Linked DNA regions of Homo sapiens: all the other regions are linked to region 3. A link is a loop called in an ENCODE intact Hi-C map of the cell type or tissue named here. Cell type or tissue: dorsolateral prefrontal cortex. All regions are shown on one strand.

The links. Hi-C counts contacts between places; a loop is a spot of excess contacts. Peaks named below come from ENCODE experiments on the same cell type or tissue, not always from the same donor. Only the 100,000 strongest peaks of a DNase experiment are listed, where the experiment ranks them.
Region 1: a loop joins it to region 3, with 3 times the contacts of the local background. A loop is called at or near these places in 6 of 110 quality-filtered maps.
Region 2: it touches region 3 in a loop (2.4-fold over the local background); 4 of 110 quality-filtered maps call a loop at or near these places.

What each region holds. Positions count from the first base shown.
Region 1 is chr15:79,023,560-79,031,559 of GRCh38, forward strand. It overlaps RASGRF1 (Ras protein specific guanine nucleotide releasing factor 1), which reads right to left. Exons shown (of 27, transcript NM_001145648.3): 8 at 7,841-7,950; 9 at 4,182-4,300; 10 at 1,755-1,915. Among named protein-coding and RNA genes, the nearest start is that of RASGRF1, 63 kb to the right of the region's middle. In dorsolateral prefrontal cortex, CTCF peaks have their summits at 4,981 (motif pointing right) and 5,202; a DNase peak (open chromatin) is centred at 4,978.
Region 2 is chr15:79,098,939-79,106,938 of GRCh38, forward strand. No RefSeq gene overlaps it. Among named protein-coding and RNA genes, the nearest start is that of RASGRF1, 12 kb to the left of the region's middle. In dorsolateral prefrontal cortex, no CTCF peak of the experiment used is centred here; no DNase peak of the experiment used is centred here.
Region 3 is chr15:79,165,174-79,173,173 of GRCh38, forward strand. No RefSeq gene overlaps it. Among named protein-coding and RNA genes, the nearest start is that of MIR184, 41 kb to the right of the region's middle. In dorsolateral prefrontal cortex, a CTCF peak has its summit at 3,864; DNase peaks (open chromatin) are centred at 3,908 and 4,578; H3K27ac peaks cover 621 bases.

The sequences.
Region 1 (8,000 bases), 140 kb before region 3:
AAGGTGGTCTGCCAGGGGAGAGGAGGCTGTGTGGCTGAACAGACAGCATGAGCAAAGGCCCTCGGCCTATGAGGAGTCAGGAGGGGGTCTGAGATGCTCATTCCCTCCCCCTTTAGGGATGAGCTGGTTAGCTGAGCATCAGGGTCTCATGCAGGGCCGCAAGGTCCTGAGGCTCTGTGTGGAGCAGCTCAGCAGCCTCCAGGTCTCCTGTGCTGGAGGAGGGGACACCTGAGAAGGTCACTGGAAGGGGCTCTGTCAGAGCTCCTTTGGGGTGGAGATGAAAGAAAAGCTCCAAGTGATGCCTTGGCCCTCAGCCAGTGGAGGCCCTCTACCCTGCCCTTCACACACACCACACACAGACACAGACACACACACCACACACACAGATACAAAAACACATACCACACACACAGACACACAAACACATATCTCACACATAGACACACACAGATACACACATCACACACACACACACATACAAACACACACACACACATACACATACACACACATATACACACCACACATACATCACACATACATACACAGAGACACATGTACACAAAAACATACACCACACACAGACACACACACATATACACATATACCACACCCACCCACCACATACATACATATAAACATACACGGATATACACATAGACACACAGACACATACCACACACATATCCACCACACCTGTACACAGAAAGACAATACATATACACACATACATATGCCATATACCATACACACACACACAATGAACACACACAAATGCACAGAGACACAACACACATAGAGGCAAACACATACACACACTATACACAAATACACACATCATATACACAAATATATACACACACATGCATACACACACCACACACACAGACACAAACACATATACACATACATACATACTGATATGGTTTGGCTGTGTCCCCACCCAAATCTCATCTTGAATTTTAGCTCCCATAATCCCCATGTGTCATGGGAGGGACCCAGTGGGAGGTAATTGAATCATGGGGGTAGATTTTTCCCATGCTATTCTTGTGATATTGAATAAGTAACACAAGATCTGATAGTTTTGTAAAGGGCAGTTCCCCTGCACATGGTCTCCTTCCTGCTGCCATGTAAGACATGCCTTTGCTCCTCCTTTGCCTTCCACCATGATTGTGAGGCCTTCTCAGCCATGTGGAACTGTGAACCCATTAAACCTCTTTTTCTTTGTAAATTACCCAGTCTCAGGTATTTCTTCATAGCAGTATGAAAATGGACTAATACACACAGAGAGATATAAACACATACAGACACACACACATATATATACACACCACGCACACATACACACACACGCATATACACATACACACACACCACATATACAAACACACAGACACAAAAACACCACACATACATACACACAAACACACACAGACACACACACATGCACACACACATGCCTTTTAGGGGTCTGTCCAGGCCCTCTGGCTCCTCTGCCCAGGTGCCCAGTGTGGGGAATCTGAAGCCCTCGATTCTCACCTTCCCATCTCCCAGGATTTCCCTAGTGGAAAATCGGTCAAGTTCTGCTCTCTCCAGCTGGCCAAACTATGGGTTGTGTGTATATCTGTGTGTGTGTGCATGCACACGTCTCTGACACCCCTGCCCACCACCTGGGCCCATAGACCCTCTGGCCAGGACAGCGCCTGCATGACCCTAGCTGGGCAGCCCCCAAGCCCCTCTCCCGTAGCCCTTACCTTGGTCAAGTGAAGCTTCCCTCCAGAGCCTCTGGTACAGATAATCAGATGCTTAGAAAACAGGAAGCACTGTCGCTCGCCCTCTTTCTTTAGGGAGAGAGACCCCAGGCGCCCCCTGGTGATCTTGCCCTTTTCAGACATGGGCACCTGAATGAGGGAACCTGTGGGTGGAGGAGAGAGACCCTGAGCCCATCTCCTGGGGTGACCTTTGCCTCTGACCCAGCCTTGAAGGTTGAGATGCTGGGGCAGCAGCAGTGGGACAAGTCCATTCTGTTTCCCAGTAGCAAATGTGCCCCTGGGATACTCCTTTAGGCCTCTCTGCAGGGCCAGATGGCTGAGGGATGAGAGGTGATCAGAGAAGCTCCATGCAGGGCCCACTGACATCCCAGCCAGGGGCTAGGGGCTAAGCAAGCAAAGGAACCCCAAAGGGCATGGCCCATGTGGTGAGAATGAAGGGCTGGGCTGAGGTCTGGGGATGGCAGGGAGCTGAACAAGTGGGGAGCTGGCTGCAGGCCCCGAGGGGTTAACAAGATACATTGCACTCCTGCTGGGAACTACTTAGGGCAAACCCTGCCTCCCATCCTACTTGTAAAAAAGATAGCTACTAAGATTTAAAAAAAAAAAAAAAAAAGATACATTGCACTCCTGTTGTCCACAGCCATGGCAGGCATCACCAATCAATCACTGCACCATACTGCAGAGCCCAGACAGAGCTTCTCAGTCCTCAGCACAGCACTCTAGGAAGCCATTACTGAGCAGAGTAGGTGCCTGTCATGAAAGCCATTGCTGCCCTACTCTGGTGTACCCACCCTAATACATACCCTTCAGGCCCCCTCCCCACTGAGGTCCACAGCTCCTCACTGTTCCCAGGATTCAGGCACTTGAGGCCTCCCAGTGGTCTGGCTTGGGCACACCTCCCAGCCTGCACTCTTACCATTGTCCCCTTCTTCTGCCTCACATGTAGTTCTGGGTCAAGTTAGCCTGAGTGTCACTCTTAGTTCTGAAAAGCCCTTCCTTCACTCTGTCTTCCCTGTGAATTCCTGCTTATCCTTGGGAAAGCCCTCGTGACTCTCTTGGTCCTGCTCCAGGCCACCACTCTGCCTCCTGCATCAGGGAGATCCACCTGGCACCTGGTGTTCCTGCGTTTGTCCCCTCATGACTCTCTTCCTCTGTACCATAGGCTTCCGGAGGGCAGGGCTGAGGCTGTTCTCTGAGTGTCCCCAGAACCCCCTGTACGTCTGGCATGAGCAGGGCAGGTATCAGTGCTGGCTGCATGACTGACAAGTGAGAAACGCCTTGCAGAATCCACTCATTTTGTCTCCAGGTCCAGCCCGGCTGGAGAGGGAGAAAATGCCTTGACTCAGGGTGATGGAGCAGATTTCTGGTCTGTGGGGATACTGCCCACCCCAGGAGGGGTCATTTCTTGGGCTACTTCCAAGCCAGGTCCACTTGGGGTTCCTTCAGAGGGGGCCTAAAATACTGTGTGAGAATATTTCTGGCACAGAGAATGCCCAACACAGCCCAAGGGGAGCTGAGAAACAGGCAGGGCTGGCTCTGAGCTCAGCAGGTCACAGGGTGGGCCTGGGGAAGGATGTAGGGGCCACCACACACAGGGGCTGGGACAAAACTCCGAAAAGGTGATACCCTTGTCCAAGGCAGCTGCACAGGCCAGCGGGAGGCGCTGGCAAGTATTTCGTTAGGCAGAGAATCCCAGGGCTACAGAGAAGGGACTCTGGAGGTCCGTTTGAGGTGGAGGTCACCTGTGAGGCATGCCAGCAGGAGCTGAGTCTCCCACAAAACATGGAAGTTGAATGTGATGAATTTCAAATGCATTGCAGTTCTGATGTCAGTCCCCTGAGCCACAGAGAGCCTTCACCCACCCCTCTCAACGGGGCCGTGCCTCTCAAACACTGCTCCCAAGGTAAGCGAGGCTGAAGCTTGGGAAAGACCTTCTACCCATGAGAACCACTGTGAAAATGGTCTCTCCAAAGCAGCAGAGGATGATGAGGAAAGGACAGGGGAATGGACCCAACACTGACCTCCTCCCAGACACTGAAAACGCTTCTGACTCACAGAGACAACTGTTAGCTCCTCATCCCCCGCCCCATACTTTCTCCCCAAAAAGGACATGTCGATGTTTACTATGACATACAATAGACAAACCAAGGCCATCTGGGTAGAATTCTGTTTACATCTGGAGAGAAGGAAACTGTGAAAACCAATAATATCTGCATCTATATGTATAGATACTGACATCTACATATAGCTGTTGCATTCCGCCAGCAGCCTGGGAATATTCTGCAATCACATTGGCAGGTCTTGGCATGTGGCAGCCAAACCAACTGGTGGCGTCCCCGAGTGCCGCCTCCCTCCCGCTGCTGGGGCCCACCTGGTGGGGGCAGGGGAGACAGGGTGCAGAGGCCATACCTTGTCTCACAAAGGTCTGGCTGGTGTCCAGGAGGATCTCACAGCCTTCGATGATCATGCGCTCGATGGCCAGGTTTTTCCGGATGTTCTCCGTCTCACTTACTTCATCGTGCATTATTCTGTGGGGATGGGAAACTGCACAGTCAGAGACAGGCTGCCCCTACTTCCCAGGGAGGCGAGAATGCCAGGCTTCTGGCCAGACCTAGGAAGAAAGCCTGGCACAAGGATTCTCAGGTGGAGTCTGTGGTCATGGAGGGGAAGGGAGTGTGCATTTACTGAGTGCCTGCTGCATGCCGGGCACTTCATAGGCACGACCTCATTTTATCCTTCTGACAGCTCAAGGAGGCAAGTGTTCTTATTTCAGAAAAAAGAAAACTGAAGTCAGCAGCTATGAAGCACATCTGTCAGATTTTACAGTCTGAACTATGTAGAACAGACAGCAGGTGCAGCTCAGCACTGGGAAGGATATGGGAGCACAGGAGACATCCTGTGTTCATGACCCTGACCCTCATCCTTCTACCAGCCTTATTCCCATCCCAAGAGCAAAGCTCATTACTCCCTCAGGGCCTTTGCACTTGCTGTCTCTTCTTCTTGAATGCTCTTTCTCCAAATATTTGCATAATTGTGTCCTTAATATCGCTTGGGCCCTGAAATGGCTTACCTTTTGGAGCACCTGGCAATCCCGCTGGCTCAGGGGATGACTGACCTTAGCCTACTTCTGTAGGCTCTGGCCCTTCTGGGAGGGAATATAGACAACTCCCCTATTTCGCTCTCCGACTGCTGTAATACCCCTCCTCTCCAAGAGATGGCGCCATCCAATAGCTTTTACAAAATGGCGTTGGTGGGAAAAGGTGGGTGTTAGCTGCCAATTTTGCCTTGGTGGGTTTCCAGGAGTCTTGGGAAGGTAGAGGGGAATTTGGCAGTGGCAGGGTCTGGGGAGTGGGGAAGGGGGGCTTCTGGCAAAAGTACCCCACCTACTCCAAGCAAAGTACAAAACCTTTTATCTGCTGCTGATGCCTGAATTTCCACAGTTAAGACCAACAAGAAGGCTGGTTAATATGTGCGGCTTACAAACTTCTCTCATAGACATTATTCAATTTAAACCCCAAAACAAAGATGACACTGCCTCTTCCGGAGCTGGATCTGTGCTTAACTGAATCAGCATGACATTGACCAGACTCCTCAATCCCTCTGATCCTTAGTTTCCTCATCTACAGAATGCTGGGGCAAAGGTGGAATAAAAGGGATTTCAGGTACCCGTGCATGCTATGCCATGCCTGGCATGTGACAGCTGCTTAAATAAAGGGTAGTGGTGATTGTTGTTGCTATTATCATTGGTTGCAAAAGAGTTATTATTATCTTTCCTGGTTGAGGACATGCATTTTAGGCTTAAATTCACTAGACTAGCCCTTTAATAAATGGACCAGGGCCTTTCGCTGGAGTCTCTTCCTTGGGAGCCTCAGTTTCCCCCTTTCTTCCCCAGCAATGCTCTTCTTGGAAGCCCAGACCCCTGCTTGATGTTTGAGAGGGAGGCACCTCTGGACACATGCTAGTTCCCTAGAGATGGATCCATTATGGAAATAGCCAATGGTAATTAAAACCACTTCTCTTGATGAGGGTGGGGTTTTGCGGGGGAAGCCTGTGTTTGGTAAAACACAAGGCGGGTAATTCCAAGGTAGCAAAACTAGTTTTCCTGAGCAGCTGCAGTTTACACATTCTAAGTTCCAGCCCCAGGTGGGGGTCTGTGTTTGGGACCCATATGCGCACACAGCTGGGGAGCTCTGGGAAGGCGGTGGGAGTTTCAAGGTCGCGAGGCTCCTGGGAGCCCTGGAAATGATGATTTGGGTTATCAGCGAGCAGAGAATATAGGGGTCAGGATAAAAAGGTGGGAGGAAGGCCCAGTCCCCAGAGGTGGGGAGTGTTTCTGAGCGCAGCCTAGGAGGGGTTTGGCTATCTAATGGCTTCCTGCTTGTGGGAGCGTGAAAGGAGAATTAAAGGGATGCTGTCATGGTGATAGGAAAACCTTCTGTGCCACTTGGGCTGGGTTCAGGGCCAGGTACAGGCAGTTGGGTGGGAGGAAGGAAGAGTAGGCCATACACCTAGGATCCCGGGGATAAGGGATCAGGGTCTTATGTCAAATACCTTGGCACCATGTGCCACCTGCAGCTCTGTTTGCAACAGGATAGGATATCCCTCAGCAAGGAGGAGCCTGCTGCCTTACCGGAGTCCCAAACCTTCTCCCTTGGGGAAGAGTGTGCGGGATTTGGATCCCTGGGCATGGGAGGACTGGAGTCCCTCCACCTTCCTGCTTGGTGGTTTCGTTACTCTGCAATCACACCCTGATGACATCCTTGCCCTGATTCTCCACTCAGGTGTGCAACTTGGCTGGGTCATGGAAGGATCGGGGGCAGCCTATACCCTGTGCTGTCCCTCCCTCCACCCAGCTGGGAGCTGTGGCCTGGTTGGCTGCCCCTTGCCGGCCTCAGGAAGACTTTTAGGGCACTGAGTGTTTGGCAGTGCCCTGGGTAGGGCCGGGGCTGGATCCCAGGCCCTGCAGACTGACCTTCTTTGTAGCCCTTGGCAGCCTAGTTCTGACCACAAGGCCCTCCCTCATCTCTTGGTCTTCACAGGGTGCATACCCCCGGGCTCAGCTTCTGGTTCTCATCTTTTTCCTGCCCAAGCTAATTCCCTTGGCGGTCTCACCAGTGCTGTCGCTTTAAACACCATCTGCAAGCTGATGATTGCCGGATTTCTCTTTCCCCTCTGCTCCAGACTCAAATTCCCCAGTCCCTTCTTGTCATCTACACTTGGACATTGAATTGGCACCTAAGTTCAACATGCTCCCAAGAAAGCTCCTGAACTCCCCTCCAGACCTGTCCCTCCTGCAGTTTTCTCCAGCTCGGTTGATGGCACCTCCGCCCTCTGGTGGCTCAGCCCCACATCCTGGAATCACCCTTGACTCTAGTCTTTCTCTTTCCACATCAAATCCATCAGAAAATCCTGTTGGTTCCACCTTCAAAATGCATCCAGGACCTGAACCTCTTCCTGGAACCTCTTCCTGGATGACCACAGTCATCTGCTGCCTGGGGTGCTGCAAGAGCCCCCTCCGTGCTCCCCTGTGTCTGCCCTTGCAGAGGAAGCTTCCCTCTGGGCTTCAGGGGCTGAAAGAGGGCCAGGTGAGGGGCCTTGACCAGAGGACAGGGGCACTAGATTGGACAAGCCATGTGCTTATCCAACCACTGCCACTACCTGCCTCTGGTTAACTAGAGCCTTGGGCACATGAGGGCCTGTCACCCAGGACCCCCTCTGGGCCTCCTATGGCCACAGGTTTTGACACATTGACACTGGAGAGCAGAGAGTGCCTGGGAGTCATGGACAGTCCCTCTCCTGGGAGGTGTTGAGTGCCCAGGGCCCTCCCTCGGGCCCTATCTGTGCCAGGGATAGCACAGCACCCACTATTCCTGCCTACCGGGGCTTGAGTTGTAACCCCCTCAGGACCACTCCAGGGGCCTCTGCTTTGAGCTGTGGCAAGCTGTGCCCCTCCCTTACAATCCCCATCTGAACTCAAGCTTTGTCAGGGGTTCAGCGAACTCCTGGTGAGGGGCACCCTCAGCCCTGCCCTGTCTGCCGGTCTGGTGCACTGAAGAGCCAGGCCTCACCTGGACAGCTCCTCCAGTTTGGACTTGGCGTAGTCCAGGCTGTTGCGCTCAACGTGCTCATGAGGCGTGTGGGCCAGGAGCTCATGGAGGGTCAGGATGTACCTGGGGATCTGCGGGCAGGTGGGAGAGGTGAGGGTGGAGAAAGAGCCAGGGAAGTATG
Region 2 (8,000 bases), 66 kb before region 3:
CTTCTTGAATGCTTAGTTTATTTTCATTATTTCTTGTTTAATAATAATAGTGTTTAAGACTACACCTTTTCTTGTAAGTGCAGATTTCTTCCAGATACAACAGGATTGCTATATAAATTTCTGATTACCACTATATTAAAATAGTATGAAACTGATTTATTCTTTAGGTGGATATTTATCAAAGTTTAACTGAGTACTTTCTGAATTTCCAAGTTGATTTTTTTTTGCTTGCTTTTGCTTATTTCTAGCTATATTGCATTGTGCTCAGAAAAATGGTCTGTATTATTTCTACAGTTCAAAATTTATTGCTGTTTTTGTTTTGTCCTGTATCTGGTCAATTTTGTGATTGTTCCATGGACTTTGGGAAAGGGAACACACACTCTTTTCACAGGGGGTAGAGTTGGACACATATCTAGGCACATATCAGTTTAATAAATTATATTATTCAGGAACAAATCTCTGATACTGATCTCTGTTTAGAGTAAGTGCAGCTGTGCACCGAAGTTGCAGATGTTTGTACTGTCAAGAGCACCAGGGCTGGAGAAAGCTGATATTTTTCTCCTCTAACACTGTCCAGTGTCCCTGAGGCTCAAGGACTTGCTAAAGTCTAGAGCTCAGCAGCAGGCCAGGAAACAAACATAAAGGGCCCCTGAGTAGCCAAAAGGAACACCACTAGTGTCCATGTACTCCCAAGCTCCGTTGTTACCAGAGTTAAGCCCCCTAGGTCATAGCTCATTGCCTCCGCGTTTACATTATACAGTGCCTTTTAGTGAATCTGGTGATGCGGCCTCCTAGTACATTTTGGATTGGGCACGAAAAACTCATAGGTGAGTGAGCCAAACATGTGGTTGACAGTAAGTGAAGAGAAACGTATCTAAGCCTTCAATGAGCCCAGAGGATAGAGTATCATGCACTAGTGCAATCATCAGTACAAATTTGTGCTGGACAGCTCCCATTTGCCACTCCAGACCTGCTCTCCACTCTTCTCCACTCTGCTGTGTCCCAGGAGGCTGGTATCAGTTGTGGGTCTCAACTGCATCAAGGGCTTCTGATGCGGGTTGGACCAAGATAATTGTTTTCCTGGAGGGAGAGAGGAGAATGAGGTTGGTGTTGCACCTCTCCTACCAGCCCTGTCCCTAGGCTCCTGTAACTGCTCCCTGCCTTTACTGCTCTAGGACTAGGGATGTTCTTATTCTAGGGCAGTGCACCGGCTCCTGTGGTTTCCCTACTCCCAGCTCAAACCTTTGCAGATAGTCCCTTTATTACAACCGCCTCTCAAATTACCCAATTTGAATGTTTCATCTGTTTCCTGCTGGACCCTAAACGATACAGAGCTGGTAGGAAACTTAGGAATAATTTAGCCGAAGTTCCTCATCTTTTGATTGGGAAAAAGGCATGCTAAAGGTCACAGGTTTATGGCTAGAACTAGAATTCCGGACACTGGAATCTTAGTTTGCTATTCTTGCTTCTCCAGTATTCTTTCAATCCAATTTTGTTAAATACAGAGAGCTAGAATTGACTTATAAACACAGAAGAATATGAAAAATAAGTCAAAGATTTACCACCCCCTTCATTGGAATCAGGCCCAGCTAATCTGATCTTTTGAATCATTTTAGGGGAGTGGGAGGGGAGGTAGGCATATGTGCTCAGTTTCTTATTTAGATTCAATATTCTTTCTTCTCTGATCTATATTTTCTACTTTTTGTAATAAAAAGTTACGATAGTAAAGAAATAAAACACTTTAAGAAATGTTTTCAGTCAAAAACTTCTGGTGCTTAAGAGAGTAGGCAAATCTTCAGCTATTTAGAGTGTTCATCCATCTACAATGGTACAGTTCTAGAGAGTTTCTAGAGTATTCTGGAGCAGAGATTTTTACTGCCTTACTAAATGAGGAACGGTTGGTCCAAAATCCCATACTGATTCTTTGGAGTAGGTTTGTTGCAGAGTCCAAAATAGGACAGGATTTTTAAAAAATGGAATTCAGAGAGTTTAAAAAATATATTATCATTAGGATTATTTCAATATTTCAAGTAAAAAAAAAAAAGGAAAAATCAATGAGGGGTTTCTTGTTGCAACTGTGGTGCCCAACATGGAGAATCACTTTATGAATAACTTTTCATGTCTTAGCTTATTTTGTGTTGCTATAACAGAATACCTGACACTGGCTAATTTATAATGAGAAGAGGTTAGGTAGCTTATGATTCTGGTGCTGGAAGGTCCTAGAGCCTGTTACTGGCATCTGCTTGGTTCTGGCAAGGGCTTCCATGCTGCATCATAACATGGTGGAAGGTCAAGGGGGATTGGACACTTGTGAAGGGACAAAACACAAGAGTGTCCTCACATTATAACAACTCATGCTCACAGGGATTAATCCAGTCCCATGAGAACTAATCTATTCCTGTGAGAACTAAGACATTAATCTATCATAACAAACTAATCACCTCTTAAATGCACCACCTCCCAACACCATTACATTGGCAATTAATCTTTTTTTCTTTTTTTTTTTTTTGAGATGGAGTCTCGCTTGGTCATCCAGGCTGGAGTGCAGTGGTGCAGTCTAGGCTTACTGCAACCTCTGCCTCCCAGGTTCAAGCGATTATCATGCCTCAGCCTCCCAAGTAGCTGGGGCCTTAGGTGTGTGCCATCACACTTGGCTAATTTTTGTATTTTCAGTAGAGACAGGGTTTCACCATGTTGGCCAGGCTGGTCTCGAACTCTTGATCTCAAGTGATCCTCCTGCCTCGGCCTCCCAAAGTGCTGGGATTACAGGCGTGAGCCGCTGTGTCTGGCTGGCAATTACATTTCAACAGGAGTTTTGGTGGGGACACTCAAACCATAGCAATGTCCCACCTTTCGAGCTCTTAGACTTTGCACAACTCCTTGAGACACATGGCCTAAATACACTGTAAATGAACTCCCAGGTCTGTTTCTGGGTCTTAGCTGACACAGGCTAGACTTTACAAATGAATCCAAAAGTTTATGGCTTAAACCCAGTGGAAGTTTATTCCTCTGATTTATTAATAGTCCAGGGTATTTGGGTGAGTGTCTCTCCACATGGCGATTCAGGGATCCAGGCTTCTTTCATCTTGCGGTTCTGCTACTCCCTAGGGCCTTGTTCTAGTCAGCATGTAACTTAGTCAGATTCTAACCGTGGGAGGGGAAATAGTGGGGCAGAGGCACAGCCTCTTTCTTAAAGCTCCATCTCAGAAGTGGCATATCTCACTTCTGTTCACATTCCATTGGTGAAAATTAGTCATTTGGCCACTCATTAAGTGCAAGGGAAGTTGGGAAATGTGGACTAGCCATGTGCCTGGGAGGAAGGGTATAACAGGTTTGGATGGAAACGAAATCTCAGAGAGATTAAAGAAACCGCCCAGAGTCACACAACTCACATGTGGCAGGGTTTAATTTATGGAATTCACATCCCACGCACTTTTCACGACGTCACACTGCCTCCTAAGATTCCAGATAACCAAGAGGGAGAAGACTGCCGCCTTCTGTCTGCAGAGTGTGTTATAGTTTTCAAAGTGCCTTCCAAGTCACCATTTCAGCTGCTTCTCGTAGCTGTTAACTTCTCTTCTCTTGTGCTTCACCTTCCTGGTCTACCATCCCAGCTCTCCGTAGCTGGGCACACAGATGCGCCATCTTCAGTTGTTGCTCTTCCCTAGTTCCTGAGTGATTCCCGAACGTGTTGGGTTCCGACTGTAAGGAAATGGGTGTTGAGCCTGCTTCTCATTTAGCCTAATTCTGGTCCCCTGCTTGGTTCCTCAAGTGGCTGCCTGCTTTACCCACTAACAGTTCTGATCCTGTGACAGGACTTTCCCGCCAGTTTCTGAGCTTGTGTCCTCCTTGCAGCCCCTGCCTAGGTGCCCCCGTCTTGATCCCAGTTCCAAGTTCCTCTCCTCGAAGAATGCCTAGGGTTTTGATACCTTTGGAGGCTCACAGTACAGCCTTGAACTGTCCTCTGTACTCTTGAGGATAACAAGCTCCTTCTCCTAGGAATGGAGCCAGGGAGTATCTTTCTTTCCAGATTCCTTGTCTCTGGCTGGACCCCACGGTGGGGACTCCATCACCTCCTGGGGAACTTTGGTGCTGAGAATGTGATCTCTGTGACCTATGTTATCCTTCTGCAGGTCACCTGGCCTGATTCTAGCCTGTTTGCCTTTAGTCTGCTGTGAGTTAGTGCCTGTTGAGCTCTGAGATACAATAGCCCTTTGAGATAGGCATGAACAATACAGTGAGATTGTTGTCATCTCTCCTATTTTTACTGATGAGGAAAAGATGGCTCAAAACATTAAGTGATTTCCCCAGTGACACAAACAAGACTTGAAACTGAGTCTCTTAATCCTGGAATCATTCACAGTAGCACAGGGAGTTATATTTGAAAAGGACTGTGGAAATCACTTAGTCTAACCACTCTACATGCCCTTCATTCATCCCAACCTGTAGGAAGGAAGAGAACCTGAGGTTGCCAGGTTAGCTAGAGGCACAGTACAACTGGAAGGCCAATTTCTTTAGCCCCTTTCTGTGATGTTTTGCTGCTTCGAAAACTGTTTTGGCTTCTGCCCTTGTCTCATTGCAGAATTTTCCTCTGAAAAGCTCCGGATACCTAAGATGTCAGAGGAATCCAGGGTGGTGTGTGCCAAAGACATTGCCTTATTTCTAGGGTGAGGAACAGGCAGCTTTCTTCTTATCCAAAGGGACCAAGTGCTCAAATACAGTCCTTGTGCTGAGAAGGAGGTGTATACACATGGGAGATAAGGAAGCATGTTCCAAATCATCTTGGGTATGTGAAGGCAAGGGAGTTACGGAGTTTGAGGTCCTTAGGTGGGCAGTTCAGCAAGCAAGAGTCTGCAGAATTGATTACATCGAACATCAGATCGACTTTAATTTACAAGTTGCTGAGAAATGCACTTAGTCCTGACTGGGGTCAAAAGACCTTGGTTCAGTGTGCCATAAGACTGCTGATTTTCTAGACGGCCTTGGGCAAGTTGCTCCACTTCTCTGGGTCTCAGTAAAATGCCTCCTTCACCCACTGCCAGATGGTCACCAAGTCTCAGATATACAATCTCTTGAGTTCTCTCTATTTCTCCTTTTTTCTCCATCCCTACTGCCAGATTCTCAATCCCAAACAGACTCTTCACTGGCCTTCCTCCCTGCAATCTGGCTTCTCTCTAGATCTGAGAATAAGAAGCCCCTGATTTGCTCTCCGTTACTGTTAGAATAAAATGTAAGCTCACCAGCATGCCATTCAAGGCTCCCCCTTTTCTGCCCTGCATCCTCTGCTGACGTTATGCTGAGTTGCATGAGGTTCCCTAGTCCTCCCAGGCTGCTTCATGCCTCTGGTGTTTGCACATGCCGTTCCTTCTTCTCTTGGCCTGCAGCACTCTTCCCTCTTAGCAGTCAATGTAAAGTCTTCCACCTGCACGTCGCTTAATCTCTTTTTGATTCTCATCTGTGCTGTTACCACCACTACTTTCTTATGACAAAGCCTCATTGTGAGGGTTGCCACTTAAGCTGATGCTCCTCTGCTGCAAGTTTTAAAGCCACAAGAGCAGGTTCCTTTCAGTTTTGATGCTCCGGAAGATACCTGGACTCTGCCTTGGGAAAGCCAAGGGGTCACATGGAATGGGCCATGGATTAGACAGGGTGTTGGCAGGAATCAGATGACACACTCTGAGTAACAGAGGACAGTTATTAGCAGAATTATTTGAAAAGGTGTGTCAGGGTTTATGAAAACCATAATGGACGGTGCAGTAGCCCCGGGCCAGTAACAGTGGGGAGCTGTCACCAACGAGGCTTGAAGGGGTAGTTGCTAGTCCCAAAGGGAGAGCCATGTTGGGAGGATCATGCAACAGGAGCTATGACCTTCATTAAGGGACAGAGACAACCCATGGTGACCTGGAAGGAATCGACATTCCAACTTCTCCCCACCCTCTCCCGATCTCCTATGGATGCTTCCCATTGAACAAACCTAACCAGGAGGCGGACGGCCAAGGAGCCTGTCAATGAAGTCCATAAAGATAAGCTTCTTAGAACATGGATCAAGGTGGAGAGTGAATCAGGAGAGGCGGATCTGGAAGAGATCCAGCATCATCCATAAACAGACCTATTGGAAACAAGTCTTGCTGGTGAGACCTCTACTGCATGGGGAGCTCAGGCTCTGTGTGGGTTTGGTTTTGGGGCCCAGGGGAAGCCATGTACACAATGGAATGGAGTTTGAGATGCACAGAGGTGATGTCCCTCTGGCCAGAGCTCAGGGATAAAGCTGCCGAATGTAGGCATCCTGATTTGCAGAGGGGCTCGAAAGGGTGCTGAGATTCTGGACTCTCTGATGCTGCTTTGTGTTCACTCTGTGGATCATCACCTCTTGTGGCCTTGCCTTGGGGCTGCTGTGGTGGGCAGGGAGGCAGGTGGGTACTTGCCAGCTAGCTGATGGGGAGGCATCACCAGACGCTTGCGTCCTCTTTGTAGCTAGGGACAGCAGGACTCACCACCCCATCTTCTCTGCCTTGGACCTCACACCCTGGATGGGCACCTCCAGGGCAGGCTAGAAACAGTGCTGCCCAGAGGGCCACAAAAATATCAGATGCTAGAATTCTAGATTGGGGACTTCATCTCATAGAAGAGCAAGAGCCAATGAAGTGGACTTTTTTTTTTGGCTGCTCAGCATTCATTCCCTCTTCTGGTGACAGTACCCTGGTTTCCTCTGGGGCTCCTCTTTCCCACTTTTCAGCCATATGGCCCAGATGAAAAGTGACTCTACCTGCAGCTCCACGCCTGACCAATCATCACGACACCCTCTGACTTTGGTGAATGGCTTAGGGATGATCATGTGACCCAAGCCAGGCCAATCAGAGCCAAAGAAATGAAATTCTAGGGGCATTCTGAAGCTCTCAGGGAATATGCATTTTCTTTTTTGCTGGGGATGCTGAAAAGCATATGATATGAGCCTAGAGCTGTTGGCAGCCAGTCTTGCCAGTATCAGTGAGACTGAAGCCAGCATGAGAAAAGCAGCAATAATGAATGAAGGAGACTGGTTCTTGATGGTTTTGTTTAACTGGATCCAGCTGTGCCTGCATCTACTTTTCAGTTAAATTAGTCAGTGAATTCCCCTTTTCTGCCTAAGCCAGTTTGGTTTTCTATCACTTGCATCCTACAGAACCCTGGCTAGTACAGCTAAAAGGGAAATGAACTGAATGGCTTTGCCTTCTGAATTTGCTGTGTGTGCTCAAACTGGAGCCACCAAGCATTGGGGTTGTAGACTCCTTTGGAAGGCCCTCTCCCTGACAACAACCCCACTTGACAGGTAAAGAAATGGAGGCTCAGGAAGGGGAAAATGTCCCATTGGAGTGGCCCACGTGCCACTCTGTGGCAGGTCATGTCCAAACATGGCAGCTTCAGGATGTCCACAGAGCTCCCGTGCCAGATGTTCATGGCTGTCCTGCTGAAGTCCTTCTCCACCTCTGGTGGGTGTGGCATCTCGTGGGGAAAAATGCTGTTGGTCCCTGGGGAGGGATTTCAGGGTTTCAAAGTGGTGCTTTGTTCTGCTGTTTGATGACAGAGATGACAGAGGTATGTGAGGGGTCATGGTGCGTAGGAACCTGTGTGTGGAACCCAGAGTTGTGTCAAACAAAGTCTAAGCTTTGGCCATCTCTGTATTTTTTCTGGGTCACTGGTTGCTATCTGCTATCTGTTAGGGAAGAAGTTTGAATCTGCCAGGGAACTTTTATTAACAGAGGTGAGCTGATACCTGGGGACCTCCTCATCTTTAGCTAGTTATGCCATCAGTCACAGGTCGGTGTAGGAGATGAGAGGCTTTTGCTTTCAATCCTGTTGAGGTTTCCTGGTAAGAATTTTGGTGCATGACCTTTTCAGTGAAAGCATGGACTTTCTCTTTCAGGGGCCTGAATTCCAGCATTTCTGAGTGCTGAGTGAGGAAAGGGTGGCCAGATGGGAGCTTTGCATTTCCTTTAGGGATCAACACCTTCTTCCAAGCA
Region 3 (8,000 bases):
GAACCGATCAAACCTGGAATTGCCCTGCTCTGGGCTTCTTACAGGGCAGAATCAATGTGTGGAATGCTGTGCTGGGTTTCTGTTACTTGCAGCTGTGAGTAGTCCTATAGCTGAAAATACTACTACCACATCTATGGACATAACAGGGCATCCTGACTGGAGCAGAGCTGCCATGTGCGTACATCTGGCATGGAGGACACCTTGTTCTCCAGGGATCTGGTTGCTTGTGTTAATATGTGTGAGGCTTTTGTTTTGGTCTAGGGAAGGAGGGAGGGTTAGGGGTATATGCAAAGATGGGGAAATGAGGAGAATGGGGGGATGTCAGTGATTGTCCTTTCTTCCCCGCAAGACCGTTACCATTGGTCTGCCCTGAGGATCAATGATTAGTCTGTTCTCATGCTGCTATAAAGAATTTATGAAGAAAAGAGGTTTAATTGACTTACAGTTCTGCAGGCTGTACAGGAAGCACGGCTGGGGAGGTCGCAGGAAACTTACAGTCATGGTGGGAGGCAAAGGAGAAGCAGGCGAGTCTCACATGGCTGAGCAGAAGGAAGAGAGAGAGCGAAGGGGGTATTGATGTACACTTTCAAACAACCAGATCTCGTGAGAACTCTATCAGGAGATAGCACTAGAAGGTTTGACAAGAGATTTGGGTGGAGACACAGAGACAAACCATGTGAATCAGCTTTGAGCCCTGATGGAGAGAGGTTTGGGCCAGGAGTCAGAAGAGTGGCATTCATAAAAATGTTGTGAGATCCTGAGTCCACATCACTTCAGGGCCCAGCAGGCAGGGAAGAGTAACAGCAGGGGATGGTTTAGGAGGCTGATGCAATGGCCCAAGTAAAGAGGAAGAAGGGTCCTGGTCCAGGAAGGTGGTATGGCATGGTGAAGAGTGACCAGCAGCTTTCTCTGGGGGATGGATAAGGAGAGAAGAGCTCCCTAAAGGCCTCAGCAGTGAGAGTGATCACAGAATCTGGAGCCCTGGCCTGGCAATCTAGGACTGACACATCTTGGCATGCCTTATGTCTCCTTGGAGATACCACTGCTGCTGGGGACAGAGTAGGTTGTGGGGAGAGGGTCACATGGGTAAGCAGGGACCAACAGATAGGAGAACAGGATGGAGCCTGGACTCCCACCCTTGGTTTGGAGGTGAACATGGGAACAAGTAACAGATATGGGGGATGAGCCTCAGGTATAAGCAGATTAAGAATTTCTGGTGGAAGCAGGAATTATGGTGACCGCCTCTTCTGAATTTTGAACCCACCAGTGCTTGCCTACAGGAGTTGAGGTACCTAGTATGGTCACAGCTGGCCTGCCACAGAAAGAGGGCGCCTTGGGATTTTGTGCACACACCAAGGGGACTCAGGCAACCAGCTGAGAAAGTCAAGAGATCTGCATCCCAGACTTGCTTCCTAACTACCACCTACAATTTCCTGGGTCTATATAAGGCCTTTTCACATTTGCTTCCTCCTTTCCCACACTGATAGGCATGTTCAGATGCAATCAGAGTCTGGCCCTGGTGTTGGTGACAGGTGGGCACCTGCAGCTGGGTTCCGTATTGCCATGGTAACAAGGTAGGGAAAACTGCCCCAGAGCTCAGGGGCTGATTAGACCTCAAGGCCAGCCCATTGTCGCCTGACACCATGTCTTCTGGGGCACTGCTGTGTGTAAGCGTCCAGGATGAGATGGGAATTTTCTGAGACAGAAAATTTAAGTGGATGGAAAATTAGATGCTCAACCAAAGATATTGTCCCCTTCCCCTCCCTATATATACTTGTCACTACCAGCTACAAATATACAGTTTCCTGTCTCCTTGTCAACTAGTAGCAGCTGCAAGAAAGGTGGTCCTACTTCCTGCTGACAGTTGAAGTTATGTAGAATAAGACATGATTATTTCGGAACATTACTTGGAGTGTTCCGAAAACTTACTGATAAGTGTTACCTAACGTTGAACTTAGGGTGTCTTAGTCAGCTTAGACTGCTATAATAAAATACATACTACAGACCAGGTGGCTTAAATAACAGACATTTATTTCTCACTGTTCTGGAGGTGGGAAGGTCCAAGATCAAGGAGCTGGCTGATTTGGTTCCTGTTAAGGACTCTCTTCCTGGCTTGCTGGTGGCTGCCTTCTTGCCGTGTGCTCCTATGGCCTTTCCTCTGTTCATGGAGAGAGAGAGAGCAAACACTCTGGTCTATTCTTAGAAGGGCACTAATTCCATCATGAGGGCCCACCCTCATGATCTCATCTGGCTTTAATTACCTCCCAAAGGCCCTATCTCCAAATATCATCACATTGGGAGTTCGGGCTTCAGCATATGAATTTTAAGAGGACACAAATATTCAGCCTATAACATGGGGTTTATACAGTTTGAAAGTGGCCCTTCAGCACTTATCAGGAAACATTTCTTATTTTATCCATTTATGTGTTCATTCATTCATTTAGCCATTTTTTATTTTGAGTGCCAGAGACTATTCAATGTCCTAGGATATAGCAGAGAACGAAACAGACAAAAATTTCTGCTGCCATGAGGCAAGTAAGCAAGTAATTACATAATCAGTGGTGATAAGAGCAATTAAAAAGCATAAAGCAGGGAAGAATGAAAGGGCACTGAGGGGGACTTGGTCTTTCATATGGAGTGGTCAGGGAAGACTGGGGCATCTCAGCAGAGGTCTTATGGTGGCCATGATAAAGTGTCTTGTGAGACCTTCTACTACAGGGAGCATAACTGACAGAAGGCCACGGCTATTTCATTTTGAAATTCATTGCTGCTTTTGTATGAAGGCTATGTCTCCTGGGAGACTTGGGACTTCCTCATCAGCACACTTTAGCTCAGGGACTCCCTGAAGGTTTTGTCAAAACTTTCCTAGCCTGCCCAGCACTAGAGGAGGCTTCCAGTCTACCTTCTCTCTTTTCTCCTTCCCCTGGGGTCAGACTTGTACCATGATCCCACTACAACCCCCGCCTTCCTCTGCTCCATCCCTAATTCCTTTTGCAAGGCATTTCCCCTAATAAAAGCCTTGCATGATTAATCCATTGCAGCATCTGCTTCTCAGAGGAAGGACTAATGCAGATTTGAAGGAAGTTAGAGAGTAAGCCATGTGGATTGGTGAGGGAAATGTATTCCATGCTGAGGGAACAGAGACTGCGATTGTCTTAGGGCAAGAGCATGGCTGGTTGGTATTAGATCTGAGTTTTGATTTTTACCCTATTCATATGCTAATAGGTTAGTGTGTAACTGTTTCATAGATTCTGGCAGAAGACATGAGACTCCTGGGTCAGAGACAAAGAACTCAGTACTTATAGCACAGCCACACATCCTGTTGGTCAAAGTGAGTTAATAGGACAGTCCAGAGTCAAGAGGAGGGGAAATGGACTCTTTCTCTTCATGGGGGAAGCAGCAAAGTCACATTGCAAAGAGGTGTGGATATAATGGGGAGAAGAACTGCAGCCAGTTTTTCAAACCACCACAGGTAAGGACTGGAGCCAGGTGCCTCAGGAGCTTGAGGACAAAGAGGAAATTCACTGAGTGATCAAGCAAGGCTTATGGAAGACTTAAGTGTTTAGCCTTGCCAAATTCCTTTTTGCTGTTGTTATTTTGAGACAGGTACTTGCTCTGTCTGCTAGGCTGGAATGCAAAGACATGATCATGGCTCACTGCTGCAGCCTCAACTTCCTGGACTCAAGCAATCCTCCCAACTCAGCCTCTTTAGTAGCTGAGAATACAGGCACATGCTACCATGCCAGGCTAATTTTTAAAATTATTTTTGGTAGTGATAGGGTCTCACTATGTTGCCTAGGCTGGTCTCGAACTCCTGAGCTCAAGTGCTAACCTCCCATCCTGCCAAGAGCCAGCGGCTGCCTCCCTGTGGGTCTCAGAGGGAACACAACCACCGCCTCTCCTGACAGCCTGGGAGGCAAGGCTGAAACAGATCATGTGAGTCTTCCATTGTTCACATTCTGTTTGGTGACAGAGGGAGGGGGGAAGGCGGAGACAGGCCATGAATAACATGCTATGCCTGCTCTCACCTCCACCGTAATTACTCTCCTGCTCACCACAGACACTTGCCCTGCCACTGGGGTCCAGCCTGCCACTGAATCAGGAAAGCAGTTTGTTCATGCAGAACGTGTCACTGTTGGAAGTTTCTCTCTCATCATTAACTAATTTGCTGTGCTTTGCCACAGCCCTTGTTATCTATAACCATGGTAACAATGCAAAGAGCTGTACATGCATTTATTTTGGACTCTAAAAGCCCAAGCATGGTTTATTTCTGTCTCTTGGCTCCAAGGAGCTGGGTGGGTCTGGAGGCAGGGGCTGGAGCTAGGGGACTGGCCCTTAGTCCTGAGCCTATCAGGGAGTGACTTCAAACACACAGCTTCTCTTATGGGACCTCAGTTTCCCTAAGTGTAAGGTGAGGGGATTGGGGTTGATGGTCTTTGTGGAGTCTTCCAGTGATATCTTTCTATCAGTTAAAGAGTCATGTGTATTTAGGATCTAGAGGGAGAGTTCCCCAGCCCACCCCAGAGGCTGTGAGCCGGCTGTGAACATGGGGATGTAGGCAGTGGTGTGTGGCTGCTGCATCTGGCAGTCCCTTCTTTCTGCTAATTTGGTGTCCTCACTATATAATTATACTGTGAAATTCCCTGACTGAAGATAATTTTTTAAAATATCTTTCCCTGACTCCCACTACTCATTGCCCAGATTCGTGAATGGGGTAAGTGGGTGTTTGCAGCTTTTGGCGGAGAACAAGGATGTTATGCAACCTGCCCTTCTCAGAATTTCCCAGCACCACCTCCACGCTGGGCCCCAGAAGGGAAGAATAGGGCTTTTCTGATTGGAAGGATACAGATTTTGACTTCTCTCAGTCTCAATTTCCTCCTCTGTCAAGTGGGGAGAAAATTTTCTTTCATGTGGGGTAACATGAAGAGTATGAGACCATGAACTGCTCCTCTGACCATAGGGAATGTGATGAAAATGTGGGCTTTCTCCCTCCTCCTGTGATCTTGGGCTGGTAACTTCACTCCTCTGAGCCTCGGTTTCCTCATTTACAAGTGGAGTCAATCAAAGCTATCTTTCAGGAGTGTTGTGAGGGGGTTAAATAGGAATACCAGCAAAAACACCCTGTGTTGTCATTACTCAGCAATTGGTATTTATTATGACTGCCAGCAAAGGCACGATGTCCTGTTACACCCTGCAGGATCGTGTTATCTGGGCGTGTCTTCCAGCTGGCTGTGGGCTGCATTGCCAGTCCAGTAAGATATGGCCAGAACTGACAACTAATGGACCTGTCAGCTCCATGCAGAGCACTTCTTGAAGCTCCCCAGAGGCAGGTGCCGATGCCACATCGATAAGCCCCATTCCCCTGATGGGCGCCTGACATTTCCTGCCTGCATTCCCCTGTCTGCCTGGGTCAGTGGTCAGACTGAGTCACAGCCACTCCCTGCAGCCCTGGCTGCCCACTGACCCAGGGCACAGGGCAGGAGGCAGCTGTGCAGGGTCAGTCCACTGATAGGGTGCCCTATCTTTTATATTTTAAAACATTATAATTTTTTCTTCTTATTTAACATGCTTATTATTCTTTCTTACATAAGGAAGATACTTAGAATGCCTTTGATCATTATTTATCTATTGCATATGTCAACATGTATTTATTTAAACAGAGATAAAGACCTGGAAGGAACCACAAGAGAGTTAATAGTTGTTGCCAGTGGGGAGAGGGGTTGGGAGAGGGGTGAAGCATTCACTTCTTTATAGACTAAACAAAATGGTGGGATTACAAAGGTGCTTAATTTTGGTTTGAATGAATGCTGCTCAGCATATTTTATGTTAAAAATTTGTTTTTATGTTTAAAAATTTTTAGAAAAGGTAAATAATATGGATTGCTTTAGAATTAGACATAAAATCTCAAAATGTAAAGAGACAAATGATAAAAACACTTTTTAGCAGAAGAAACATCATCATTTTTTTTGTTTGTTTAAATTGGGCTAATCTGTACTGGGCACCTATGCCCAGGGATTAATGTGTCTATTCAAACTCCCCATGGAGGTGAATGTTTTTCTTGTTTATTCTTCTCATTTCACAGATGAGATGGTACAGCCTCTGACCTGGGTTCTTTACACGAATCCTCTTAGTTCATGCACGTTTCAGTTCTGGAAGGGGGGGCATTCTTTTGTTATTGTACACTCTGCATGAGATTTGTACTGTGGCTCTGTGGACCTGTCTCCTTGCGAAGGCCAGGCTGAACGCAGGCTTCATGAAGACTTAAGCACCTGCAATATCTGTAGCTCCCTTGGGGAAAGATGCTCTGCAACGCAGACCCCTGCGCTGGCCACCCCCATCCCTGTTCCAGAGAAAACACGAGGACTGGTCTGGTGGGAGGCAATGCTTCCTGTTTCAGGGGATGATCTCATCTTGAACCTGAGGGAGGTCTAGCCGGTGTTGATTCGTTTTAGCAGGGGGCCTCCTGCGATTTTCAGCCTTCCCTTGGGTCAGCATAAGGGCATTTGTCTTTTAAGACTAAGGTGAGCAAATTTTAAAAGGAGAAATTGAAAGCCTGTTCTCTGGTTGTCTACATGTCTAGGAGGGGGCCAGAGAGGAGCAGACAGCCATAGACTGTCAGAGGTGGGTAAAAGTGTGTGGACATGCTGACTCGCTCTGGTAGGGTTTCGGCAAAGGGTCTGAATCCAGGCTCTGCCACTAATTAGTTGTGTGACCTTGAGTAAGTTACCTAGCCTATCTGAACCTCAGTTTCCTTATTTGCAAAAGGGGAATTCAGAAGACCTTGCAGAATCAGAAGAGGGCTCCGTTACATGAGATTGAGTATGTTGGATGCCCTCCAAAGTTAAAATTAATAGTAATGATTACAAGACAAATCTCCAGCCATGTGACAGGAAAACGTTCTGCGCAGGGCAGCCCAGGGCACGTGGGTGCTTAGGAATGCTGCTGCGCATGTGTGAGAGAAAAAACAGCACTCTCAATTCTGTGTTGTTATAGGGGAGGCCACCAGGGGCTGTGGAGGCACCATGTGATCTGGCATCTGCTCCTGCCTCCGCTGCCTACCTGCAGGGTGACCTTGGGTGAGCCTTTCCCTTTTCCAGACTCCAGAGCTGAACTGGGCCAAAACCATGCTCCTTTTCAACCCCAAAGGAGATGCTGACCCTGCAGGGTCCCCACATCCATGGTGTTACAAGGTCTTCCTCATCAGGCCCATCCCTGCTGACCCTTCTCTCCTTGTGCAGAACGAACGTTGTGTCCAGAGGGTTAGTCAGTGGTTGGCAGGGGGCAGTTGCTGCCACTCTTTCTCCTCCACTCCTTGAAGGGGCTGCCTGTCACACCAGACTGCTGCATTTCTGACCCAAACCTCTCATCCCATCGCCCTGCTTGTTGCCTTGCTGAGCTCCCTGGCTGCCCCAGACTTGAGTCTTCCCTGGGATCACAGGGACCTCAGATTCCCAGGTCCCGTGCCATGTGCACTCTCACAGGCTTTAGGCCCTGGTTAGAAGCCCCTGTTTCAGTTTGGATCATCATGCCTGGCTCTTCTGGGATTAGATCTGGCTCTGGACCCCAAAGCGCCCACCCTCTTCTACCAGCCCTCTGCTGGGCTCCTGGGGACATCCCAGCAATTTCTTCTGGAGCAAGGCAGAGATGATTATGCTTCCCCTGACACCACCCTGGACTGGCAGGTGGCCCCTCTCTAGGCACTGCCGTGGAGTGGATCAGCTGTTCCCTTTCTAAAGATGAGTCTCCCCTGCCCCCACATCCCACTGGCTCTGCGGTGCTATGGGCTTTACTTGCCTTTCCCCTAAGTTGCACCCTGACCCAGAGCCTGCAGTGCTGCACAGCACAGACGTGGCGACACAAGAATCCACTGGCCCCTCTCCTAGCCGCTGTCCTTGGCTTGGCTGCACTCACTCCAGGCTGGCCTTAGTCACACAGATTTGCCCTCCACATGCATCCCTGCAGCTCTTCAGGATTGAGAGCCACCCTCCAGGTCCAGCTCC